Regions from separate parts of the Homo sapiens genome. Here regions 1, 2 and 3 are each linked to region 4. A link is a contact called in ENCODE Hi-C data. All regions are on one chromosome and are shown on one strand. Each heading gives the region's core, a stretch centred on a gene start or an enhancer-like site at or near the end of the contact. The rest is flanking DNA. Distances are from core to core; before and after follow the strand shown. Region 1 holds the start of RND3 (Rho family GTPase 3). Region 2 has its middle 460 kb from the start of LINC01911. Region 3 has its middle 210 kb from the start of ACVR2A. Region 4 holds the start of EPC2 (enhancer of polycomb 2).

Region 1 (2,719 bases), core at 215-2,714, 1.8 Mb after region 4:
CAACAGCGGCAATTGCACGTAACCGCGTCGCCTCTGGGATTTTCTCCCGCCTCCCATCACCCCCGCGGCGCTCCCCGCCTCCCCGCCAACCAGCAGGTTAGATCTAGGAGGGGCGCCCGCCTTGAGCCGGGTGGTTCCGCCGAGGCGCACGCAGCGCCCATGCAACACCCCACAGTATCGGGCCACCTCGGCCGACCCAAGGCGACTTGACCACGACTCCGCGGGCGGACTGCGCCTGGCCACTAGTGGCTCCAACCGCGGGGTCACCCTGCGGGCACACAGCGCTCTCCTCTCCCCACTGCTATCTCCTCGTCCACGCTGTCGTCTGCCGCCCCCACCCAGAAGGGATACAATTTTCGCCCAACAGGGACCGTGGGAATCCCTTGGGAGGGGCGCAGACGGCTTGTAGCGCGCGGTTTCCCGAGACCCGCCGCGCATCCCCCAGCGACTGGAAACCCGCCCCAAGCGCCACGCGGTCCTCCCACTCTTACCCGAAGTGTCCCACAGGCTCAACTCTATTCTTTGTGTGTCGATTTCAAAACTGGCCGTGTAATTCTCAAACACTGTAGGAACGTAATTCTGGATAGACAAAATGGGCAAAAGAGGAAGGAAAGAGGGCAAAGAGGTTACGTTTAAACGCACGACACCCATTGAACACCCTTCCCCTCCCCGCTCCCCAGTTAAGAAAGAAAACCTTCACACATCAGACCACACACTAAGCACATGGACCCTTTCCGAAACCCCTGTCCTACTCCCCACTCACCCCACCCGGCTCTCACAGATCTGCTGACCCGAATCTCCCAACCCCAGGTTATGCACACAGGAACGAACAAGTTTCAGGAGCTAACCAGCCCATGTGCAGGCGCGTCCCAACCCTAAAAGCTTCCAGCGCACTTTCCCTTTCCCCGCAGTCTAATCAGGGGAAAGTAGTAAGGACCGAGAAAGACTTTTTTTTTTCTTTTTTTTTTTTTTTAAGGGAAAACGGATGAAAGCGGGGAGGCCCACCTCGGGACTGGGATCCCACTGGCCGACCCCCTCGTGGAAGCCGCGGCCGGCCACACTCACCTCGGGGAAGCAGTCCTTGGCGAAGACATGGAGCAGCGCAGTTTTTCCACACTGACTGTCTCCCACCACAACTATCTTGCATTTCACGTTCTGATTAGGATCCATGATAGATTTGCTGGATAATTTCTGGCTGGCTCTTCTCTCCTTCATTGATGTTGCCTTATTTTCTCTTGGAACAGGAATTTTCTCTTAAGAAGAAAAAAAAAAATATATATATATATATATATTTCTCTCTTTATAAAAAGCAGATATAAAAATAAATCACAAGGCTGATGGGCAACCTCTGAAACGCGGCGCAGACGAGGAGGAGAGCGAGAGGAGCAGGCTGGTTACTCCCCTCCAACAAGTTTTAAGCCTGACTCCTCACCGCGCCTCCCAAGTCCAATTCCGAGCCGACTGCTTTGTTTCACGCTCTCTGCGCGGCTTTATACGCCCGGCCTTCCAATCCTCTTCTTTCTCAATGAGAGGAGGAAACTGATCTGCCTCCTCCCCTTTTATGGAGCCTGGGAGCGAGCGCTGTTGGCGTTGCATGCCGAAAATGTAAGCAGTGCGCCCTCTAGGGTGCCCATTCGGGATCTATTTTAGACCAAGGCTCTTAGACAACATGAAGATCCCAAAGATGCTTTGCTGACAAGTCCACAGGGCAAGGTGGGAAACTGGTATCTGTGCATACTGATTTGAACTACAATCCCTTTAAATATAGTTTAATAGGGGCTTATCTGTAGAAGCCTCATGAGCATTTATGAAAACAAAAACATTTCCCACCCAAGTTAAAGGACAGTGATAAAACATAGGAAGCAAATCTTGGGTGGAGAATAGTTGAGTGGTTCTATTTTTTTTTTTAATGGTTTGTATCAGGTACATAGGCCATGGACCAATAGATCAGCCTCTTTATTCCAGATGCAAGAACAGGCTTGCCTGGGTCACGGTAGTAGACTGGCTTCTGAAACCTGTCAGTTTCAGTCGTACAAGTGGAGGCAGAAAGGTTTCGAGGGGTGGGTACAGGAGGTGGGAGGGGAGAAGAAAGAGAAGTGGAAGATGCCCATGACTGAGTGACAAAGGCCATTGGAAACTCAACCCTACTGCGCTAGGGACCCAAACACTTGTCAGCTTAGTTGCACCTCCCCACATTTGCAGTGAGGGGACTGGTGGGGGGGCAGATTTTGATACTATTAATTCTTTATCTATAGCCTCCATCTTCCCGGAATCAAAGCACCCTAGACTGGACTCAGAAGGCACAAACATCTTTAGCTGAAAAATGCAGATACAACCCTCCACCCTCTCTTCTGTCCTCCTCCACATCCATCTCCCTAGCCCTCCAACTCTTCCCCGCAAGCAAAAATCTTAGAAAGGACCAGAATAGCCCGCACATTTGTTCTTTTTCTATGAGAAGTCTTTCTTTTTCTCATCTTCAGCTCCTGCACCCTAAATGCTCAGGAGGTTTCAATTGTTACAATGTAGTAGCACACTGGCCAAAACCAGCTTATATGGTCCCCTGTGGAGACTCCTAGGCTTGTAAATGAGAAGATAAGGTGAAAACAAACAAATCAGAAAGTTTAACATGGGAAGTGAAAAGGCACAATGAAGAGTTGTCAAAAGCACTGATGTAAGTAGTGGACTGGTAGGGCCCCTGAAGCCTAGGGGATCCAGGAAT
Region 2 (2,769 bases), core at 180-2,679, 1.3 Mb before region 4:
TTATCTCCATGAGAGTGCCCAAAGATGCCCCACTCGCTTGTCAGAGTGTGACTTTCTGGTTTGCTTCTTAACTTCCTCCTCTGCCCAACTTAAGAATTCCACAAAAACTCAAGGGAAGATCTGTAAAGGTTGGGTATCTCTAGCATCTTGGCCCCTCGAGCATCTCCCCTCTCTCCAGCATCTTGGTCTCTCAAGTCCTAGGAGCCTTCATAACCCTGAGCTTTAATTGTTTTCTTTGCATTGTGGATTTATCAGAAGTTCTGCTGGCTTCTCTGCCTCTTAGCTGCAAACCCCTCTAGGATTTTTAGACTCTCTCCACTGGCCAAGAATGATAAATATCTCTGGAAGGAAAGCAGCTCACAAAATATCAACTCATCTCTCAATAATTACCTTCTTTTCTAGTAACTTGGCCCCTAAGTTACCTCAACTGTTCACCAAATTCTTCAAATACATCCTTTTTATATTTTGTCCCATTTTTCTATTGTTCTCAGTGGGAGTGTTGTTCTACCATAAGCTAATACATCATGCACTTTAGGATCTACTTTAATGATCTTTTAACTGAACATACATCATAGTTTAACATGACGCAATTTAAGTGCAAGTTCATAAAAGAACTAGCTCCTGTCCCCATTTTTCTGTGGCATCTTATTATTTCATGTGATATAATTTGAATAATGGAGAAAGGGTGGGTCTCTGCCCAAAAACATTTTATTCACATATATTTGTTACTTAAGATCCAACTTTAGGAAATATGTTCAAAGAATTATCTCTGTTCATATATAAATATCTCTAGAAGAAGTTTGGCAGTCATTAACATTGATGACGACGGATATCAGACTTTTATAAGAGGAGGAAGATAGAGGAAAAATAGGAGTCCAGGTCCTGCTAAGGAGAGAATTCCATGACCGGGTAGCCAGGAAAAAGAAAGGAAAGCCACAATGTGAGAAAAGTACCCTGAGAGGATCAAGCTTTTCTATATCCCAATTTTGGCCAGGACTGGCTCTAACCTGTCAGGATATTGTACCTCTATCCAGATGAATAAATACTAGGAAGAAGCTTAATGTTCAACAAGGTTGGATACTCTTCTTAGGGGCTGAAAGGGAGCAACTTTGTCTGCTGGCTTTGTAGAGGGTGTATAGCCCAACTAGGCCTGACCTATTCACTCCTTTTCTAATTTTCTTATTAGTAGACAAATGTTTCCATTGATCCAGCATGTTAATTTTTTTTCCCCGAACAATAATGAAACACATGGAAAAGTCTTGTGCTTGCATAGAAAAAAGTAACACATATGAAAGAAATGAAACTTTTGATCTTAAAGTGCTTGTGCTGTGAACAACATGTGCTAAATCAAACACTTTCTGTATACCCAAACTTTAGTCTTAGATTTGGTTTGGACTAAAGTAAGTTCTATTACTCATTGTGAAATGGGTGTGTTTCCTGTTTCTCTGGAAATGGGTGCTGGTTTGCATCAAGAGGCTTCATAAAGAAAGAGAAAAACCGCAAATCACTATACATGATCAACATTTGCCATTCTACTAGCACGTTGCTACAGCTGCTTCCAGCTTTGCTGGGGTAAAACACTGACACCTGTTATTCAGCGAGGTATATGTGGGATGGATGGAGCCATGAGAGGGAAGCCACAATGCCAACATGCTGCAAATGGCATTTTATTTGTTTCTAAAATTAAATGAAAATGGTTACAACCCTAGCCAACCTTGACCTTGGGCTCTCAGGGCCAAATTTGTTCTAAAACCAAGAAATAACACCTATATCTCAAAGATTCACAGGTGGAAAGAAATGGAAGACTACTCCTACAAGCAATGATTAATTTCAAATTAGGTGAATAAAAAGGAAATAATATTTATTAAACTCCTACCACATACCTGCTAGGCTCAGGGCTTATTGACCTTTTAACATTTAACTTTCACATTACTCCCATGATAGCTGGGATTATTCTCATTTTTCAAAACAGAAATTCATGGCTCTGAAAATTTGGATCACTTCCTGAGATGACCCCACTAATGAATGGTAGGTATGAGATTTAAGGCTGGGTGCTTCTGATTTCAAAGCTCATTGCTCCATGATGCCAAAATATCCACTTTGTATCATCCTGTCTTCTGGATTTTTTGAAGACCTTACTGCCATAGTAGACCATATTCAATGCCTTTTAAAATCACATGGAGGCATGTGTGCCTTATGTTTCACAGCGAGACAGCTCCATACGTAAGTTAAAGCCTGAGCACATAGTTGCCAGGGCCCTGATAATATCACCCTGGCATAAACTGACATAGTGGTAGGCCTCCTCAATTCAAGTTCTGTCAAATCCAATGACTTAATTAAAGCCCTGGGAATGATGGGAATTTCAATAGCAGGGCACTCTGGGAGCTTTCTATAATCTAAAGCAAATACAGAAATAAAACTACAGGAGAGAACCTATCAAAACCACAATATATCTATTACCACGGCTGTTTCTTCTCAGACACTAGGCTCCCTCCTGAGCCTATTATTAAGTGCAAATGACCAGGCTCAGTTACTGTTATTTTTAAAAACATTACTTATCGTGCATTGTGTTCTGAAACTTGTTGACTTATTTTAATTTGCATAATTATAGTAATTTTCTCCTATGTCAATGCTGTAGGATTATATTAGGATTTTGCCTTTTATTTAAAGAACTTTGCAGGTTCAAAAGCACATTGTTGTCATATCACTTTTGACCCTTTCAGGCAGTTGAGAGGCAGTGATGATGGAAGAATATATTTTGCTAAGTTT
Region 3 (2,746 bases), core at 43-2,542, 1.0 Mb before region 4:
GGCCAACCCAGAGACTCGCTTCTTATCCATGAGGAACATCAGAACTCCCAGGCCATCCCATGGAATGCAGGCCATACAGGGGATGAAGGCCCTTTGTTTTTGGTTAAATGAAGGTTGCCAGGTGGAGGTTGCTAGGGGGAGGGTGCTAAGTAAATATTCTATATAAATTGCATGCTTTTTACAAGTGATTGCAGTTCTTCTCTCCAGCCTGCTGCCACTACACCGCCCTGTATGTAAATTCCCTCAATTAACCCCATGTCTTGTTCGCTGACTCCAGGTTTCTTCTTCAGCCTCTTGAACATGGTGCCATCCCTATTGAAGTAAATAGGGATTCAGCCTGACACATTCACCTTGTACTTCACATTTTCTTCTACTGAGTCAGTCTAATGTAACCTCTCTGAATACCTCTAGCACTTGTTTCTATAATCCTCACTTCATGTAATTGTTCAGTCATCTGTCTCCCTGTCTACATTCAAATAAGGAAGGCAGAGACCAGATCTATTTTTTCCATTGTATTCTGAAAACCTAGCACAGTACCTTTCAGTTTTATTTTTATTTTGAGACAGAGTCTCGCTCTGTTGCCCAGGCTGGAGTGCAGTGGTACAATCTCGGCTCACTGCAACCTCACCTCCCAGGCTCAGCTATTCTTTTGCCTCAGCCTCCTGAGTAGCTGGGACTACAGGCATGTGCCACCACACCCAGCTAATTTTTTTGTGTGTGTTTTTAGTAGAGATGGGGTTTCATAATTTTGACCAGGCTGATCTTCAACTCCTGACCTCAGGTGATCCACCTGCCTCTGACTCCCAAAGTGCTGGGATTATAGGTGTGAGCCACCGCACCCAGCCTCAGTACCTTTCACATAGCAGATTCTGAACAAACATTTGTGGTAGGAATGTCTTGTAGCTTTTCGTGTGTGTGTGTGTGTGTGTTTATCTGCACAATTAGACTGGATATTCCTCTAACACAGTACATAAAGACAAGAATTTATATTCCACATATCTTCCAGCTGACTCATCCGGGAGATATTCACATATTGGCAGGAATATGGGAAGGAATTGTTGAACTAAACCGATTAGTTGTATTGGGGCTACTCGTCTAGGTGTGAAATGCAAAACACCCCTATTAAAAAGGTGCTCTCAAAGCCCCCAGCACCAACATCTTATGAACACAAACAGAAGACGCACATTGCCGTCCCTGGCCTCCTGCAATAGATCACTGTCAGTTTTCTTTAGTAGGGAAAAACCAACAGATGATTGTGTGGATTTTCTTGGTTCTTTTGCTGGTCAGTCTGTGTCTGGAAGTGAAACTCCCCTTTCCACAGGATTTCATCATAGCAGTAACCACAAGGCTCGAATTTTGGTCATTGACAGTGCTGCAGCTCAGCTGTGTATCCTAATGTGGAAAAAAAAAAAAAAAACAAACCTGTGTTCCACTCCCTTATGCTCCCTTTTCTTATAGCGCCAAATCCTAAAATGATGTTAAGATTAAAATTGGTTCCTTCTTGAGCAGAGTCATCCTGTGTGATGACAGATCTTTCTCTAAGACCTTTACTGCATGAGAGAATACTACAATGTCATTGAGATTTTTACATTCAGGAAATATCCTTTGGCTACCAGGTGGTTTCTTTTTCTACTGACAAGTTCAAAGTACAGATATTCGGACATCTTCCCTGCTGCAATGCTGTCGAGCTCACTTTAGACAAAATGCAGTTTCAGTTGACTGAGTACTTCCTTAATCTTCCAAATCACACAAGTAATATAAGAAATCAGTGTGGCATACTAGAAAGAGAGAGGCCTTCTTGAATTCCACAGCCTATTATGGGCAAGTTACTTAACCTGAATTTCAGCTTCCTCGTCAAAAAAATGAGGATAATAATACCTGCCTCACAGCATAGGAAGTGTTCATCTGTGTTCCTGGCACACAAGGGATATTCAATAAATGTTTGTTGTTTTCTAACAGCTGCTTTAACTGTTAAACAAGGTACCAATTTAAAGTCCCTTCAAATAAAATCACCTCACAATCACAGAGTTGTTTGAGCTAATGAACACAAGCTCCCACAGCAGGGATGGGCAACATTCATTCTGTGCATGAATGTTGGCCAACAGCATCTATGCTGGGACGTGCAACTGTGCTATACTCTGATTTTTTCAACTTCCCCATGTTTTCATCTCAGATATATAGCTTTTCTAAAATGTATCATGGTTTTACATTGTGATTGGGAGTGTATATAGGTATAACTTGTTTCTATAAAGAACAATTTAGCAATATCTATCAAAATATTTAATGCACAATTCTTTGAACCAGCAATTCTACTTCTAGGAATTTAGTCTATAGATATGCTACCACATACACAATATGAAATATGTAGGAAAACACACATTCTATTATTGTTCATAAATAGCAAAAGATGGAGAACAATCTAATTAATGCCCATTAATAGAGGAGTAGTCAAACAAATGATGGTATGCACATATAGAGGAATACTGTGAATGAAGCAACTATAAATACTGCCAGAAAACAGTCTCCAAGGTGTCATTCAGCAAAAAGAACAAGATGCAGAGCAAAGTCTATGATATGCTGTCATTTGAAGTAAAAAATGATGTGCACATATATGGTGTAAACATACAACATCCCTAGAAGGACACAGAGGAGACTGATAATGTTGGTTGTGTCTGGGATGGAGAAACAGGTAGCTTTGGCAAAGGGTATAAGAATAGTTATTTTTCACAGAATAACACCTTATAAC
Region 4 (2,771 bases), core at 11-2,510:
TAATGCTTAAAGACTAACCAAGAGCCTCTTGGCTAAACCAGGTTGATGTCAACAATAGCTAGTACTTATTTGAGTCACCTTGATTTTCCCTCCTCTTGAGAACTTTCTCTAACCAGTTTAGGCTGCAGTCATGCCTCCTTTCCTTTCTCTGAACTCTCACAATTATTGCCTAGATCTCGTTTGGTAATTAATCATGTGCTACTTACTGCCTGTGTCATCTCTTGTATTGTTTTCTTAAAATATTTACACTTTTTTTTCGGTTGTCACTTATCTTTCCAGCTGTCATTTTCTTCAACTATTTACGTCTCTGTTACTCATCTTTCCAGCCATCCTGGCATCCCATTAAGGTGAAAGCTCTCTGAGGCAGGAACCTTTTCTCAGATTTCTTCGAGTCTTCCACAGCACCCCACATTTGACACACATCTGCTACTTCGCAAATGTGTGCTGCCTTGGCTAAATTTTTAGAAGCTGAACTTTTAGGAAAGCTACTATTTTTGAACTCAGAAAAATACCTACCATCCACTAAACAGCTGTACCGAAGTTTGGGTGACAGGGAACCTAAGTTCACTTGTTGCATCTGGCAGCCTCAAACCATGAACCCTCACTGCAAAGCGAGGATGAACGCGCTGCTGCACCTTGGAGAGCTCTTTCGGACAGGTACGGAGGGGAGGGCGTAGAAGAGGGCTGGCACCAGCAGCGCGGTCCAGTCCTCCGAACGGACTGATGGGACTGATGGGAGAGACCTCTTGCACCTCTCGGGGATGTGCGCCTCGGAGGATGCGAATTAGCTTGCGCACAGGGCGCCTTGGGGATAGCGCTGTCCAAGTACAGGCTTGGGTGATGGCTGGTGGGGTCCGGGTCGACATTTTCCCTTCCCGCTCCCGGACTTCTGCACACACGCGCTGCTCGGCGCAGCCGTCTTTGCCCGGCGCCTTCCTCCGGGACACCCAGCGAGAGGGGTGACCGGGCGGCGGCGGGAGAGGCGCACGCTCCCGGGCGCGGGCGAACTTGCGCACCTGGCACCTGCCACACAGCGAAAGCACCGGCCAGCGAGCGGAGGGGCGCCGCCCCCGCCCCCTCTCCCCGGAGCGGACCGAGACCGAGCACGCTCCCGCGGGCCGGCAGCGCCGCGGAGAGAGTGGGTGGGCAGGCGAGGGAGGGGAAGGGAGAGGAAGGAGGGAGGGAGGGAGAGGGCGAGGCGCGTTCCCGCGACGGGGGCGCGCTCTCGCGCGGGCTGCCGGGATCGCTCGCCGCCGCTGTGGTAATGTCCGCCATGTTGGCCATGGCGCAGGGAGCGGATCGGGCGGGCGAGCGGCGGATCTAGTGTGTGGAGGCGGCCGCGGGCGCGGGGGGCTGTTTTCGGGCGGGGTGGGCGCCCATGCTGTGGCCGGGGGCAGTGAGGAGGAGGAGGAGCGGGCCGGCCGCGCTGCACTGAGGAAGGAGGTGGAGGAGGCGGCGGGAGTCCTCCCCCCCTCCCCGCCCGCCCCGCCGCCGCCGCCCGGGCTGTTCCTGTAAGGCGGGGAGACAATGAGTAAACTCTCCTTCCGAGCGCGGGCGCTGGACGCCGCCAAGCCGCTGCCTATCTACCGCGGCAAGGACATGCCTGATCTCAACGACTGCGTCTCCATCAACCGGGCCGTGCCCCAGATGCCCACCGGGATGGAGAAGGAGGAGGAATCGGTAGGGACTCGAGTGTTTATTACCCCCCCTTCCCTCCTCCCCCCTCCCCTTTGTCAGTCGGGCCTCGCCATTCACAGAGCGCTTTACGCTCGCTGGAGGGCGCCGCTGCCGCTCTAACGCACGGGACTCTACGCCGGCGGAGTAGCGTAAACCCTCTCGGCCGGCGTAGCGCCCGCCCGCGGCCGCCATGTTGTTGCGTCCCAGTGTTGTGATTAGCTCGCAGCGCTGCTTACGCTGCCGTAAGGGGGCCTTGCCGTAAGCGGCGGCCGGGAATGGCGCAGGGGATGCGCTGGCCGCTCTTGGCGTACGGTCTCTGTTTACCTTTCCACCTCCCTCTCTCAGGCGCGGGGCTAATTAATGGCGTGGTATTATTTGGCTAGGCAAGATTATTATTTTTTCCACTTTTAACTTTGGCTTTGTATTGAGTTCTCTTTGAAATGACTGTGGAAGGGTGCTTTCAAAACAAACATCTTCCTCCCAGCAATGTAATCATCCTGGCTCCCCCGCCCGCGAAGGTGCAGCGGGATGAGGCGGTGCAGCACTGCGGCGGGGGAGGGCGGGGGCCACGACTACCGAGCGGGTCGTAGCGTCCGAGGGCCGCCCGCCGGCCAGTTCTGCCGACCCGAGCCGGGCGCGGGGCGGACGGGCTCTGCCTGCTCCGCCTGGACGGCCGTGCTCCGTGCGCAACGTTAGAGAGGAGCCGGGGATGCCCGGAAGCGAGCCGCCGGCGTTGCGTTGTCCTCGAGAATTGTCATTGCGAGGTGGTCCTTAGAAGTTGAGGACCTAGTGCATCTAAATTGGCAGTTGTAATTTTGATAATACAGCACCTTTTGGGAAAATTGCTGCTTTTCCTCCGATGGGTTAAATTTTGCAGACGGTTGGATTTCATCTGGCTTGACAGAGAGTGTTTATGACTCGAGTGGTGTTACTTGCGTGCGAAGTTCATAGTAACTGCACCCTCAAGAATTTCTTCAATGAACCTACAGTCCCGCCTTATTGTCAACCTCGGGTGTGTGTGGATTGGTTCTCTTGCTTCAGTGACTGTCAAAAGGAAGCTCGAGGTTTCAGTGATTGGTTTTCTCTTTTGACTA

What was found. Hi-C counts contacts between places; a loop is a spot of excess contacts on that map. Pooled maps may share reads with other maps.
Region 1: a map of ascending aorta shows a loop between it and region 4 (4-fold over the local background). The contact joins the promoter of RND3 here to the promoter of EPC2 in region 4. A Hi-C loop is called at or near these places in 1 of 168 maps with a recorded cell type or tissue (ascending aorta) and 9 of 50 pooled maps.
Region 2: a pooled map shows a loop between it and region 4 (13-fold over the local background). The contact joins the enhancer-like site here to the promoter of EPC2 in region 4. A Hi-C loop is called at or near these places in 11 of 50 pooled maps.
Region 3: a loop to region 4 is called in a map with no recorded cell type, with 5 times the contacts of the local background. The contact joins the enhancer-like site here to the promoter of EPC2 in region 4. A Hi-C loop is called at or near these places in 3 of 37 single-sample maps with no recorded cell type and 7 of 50 pooled maps.

The regions. Positions count from the first base shown.
Region 1 is chr2:150,486,203-150,488,921 of GRCh38, forward strand. RND3 (Rho family GTPase 3) reads right to left here and starts at 1,465. Exons shown (of 6, transcript NM_005168.5): 1 at 1,347-1,465; 2 at 1,066-1,253; 3 at 492-579. The coding sequence starts at 1,215.
Region 2 is chr2:147,296,527-147,299,295 of GRCh38, forward strand. No RefSeq gene overlaps it. Among named protein-coding and RNA genes, the nearest start is that of LINC01911, 460 kb to the left of the region's middle. RefSeq lists an enhancer at 1,148-1,257. Within about 2 kb of position 1,430, at least 2 of the 41 ENCODE cell types and tissues checked have a DNase peak (open chromatin) inside an H3K27ac peak, as active enhancers do.
Region 3 is chr2:147,635,424-147,638,169 of GRCh38, forward strand. No RefSeq gene overlaps it. Among named protein-coding and RNA genes, the nearest start is that of ACVR2A, 210 kb to the right of the region's middle. RefSeq lists an enhancer at 352-561. Within about 2 kb of position 1,293, at least 4 of the 41 ENCODE cell types and tissues checked have a DNase peak (open chromatin) inside an H3K27ac peak, as active enhancers do.
Region 4 is chr2:148,643,491-148,646,261 of GRCh38, forward strand. EPC2 (enhancer of polycomb 2) reads left to right here and starts at 1,261. Exons shown (of 14, transcript NM_015630.4): 1 at 1,261-1,680. The coding sequence starts at 1,528. RefSeq lists silencers at 915-1,494, 2,255-2,344 and enhancers at 1,334-1,838, 2,435-2,584.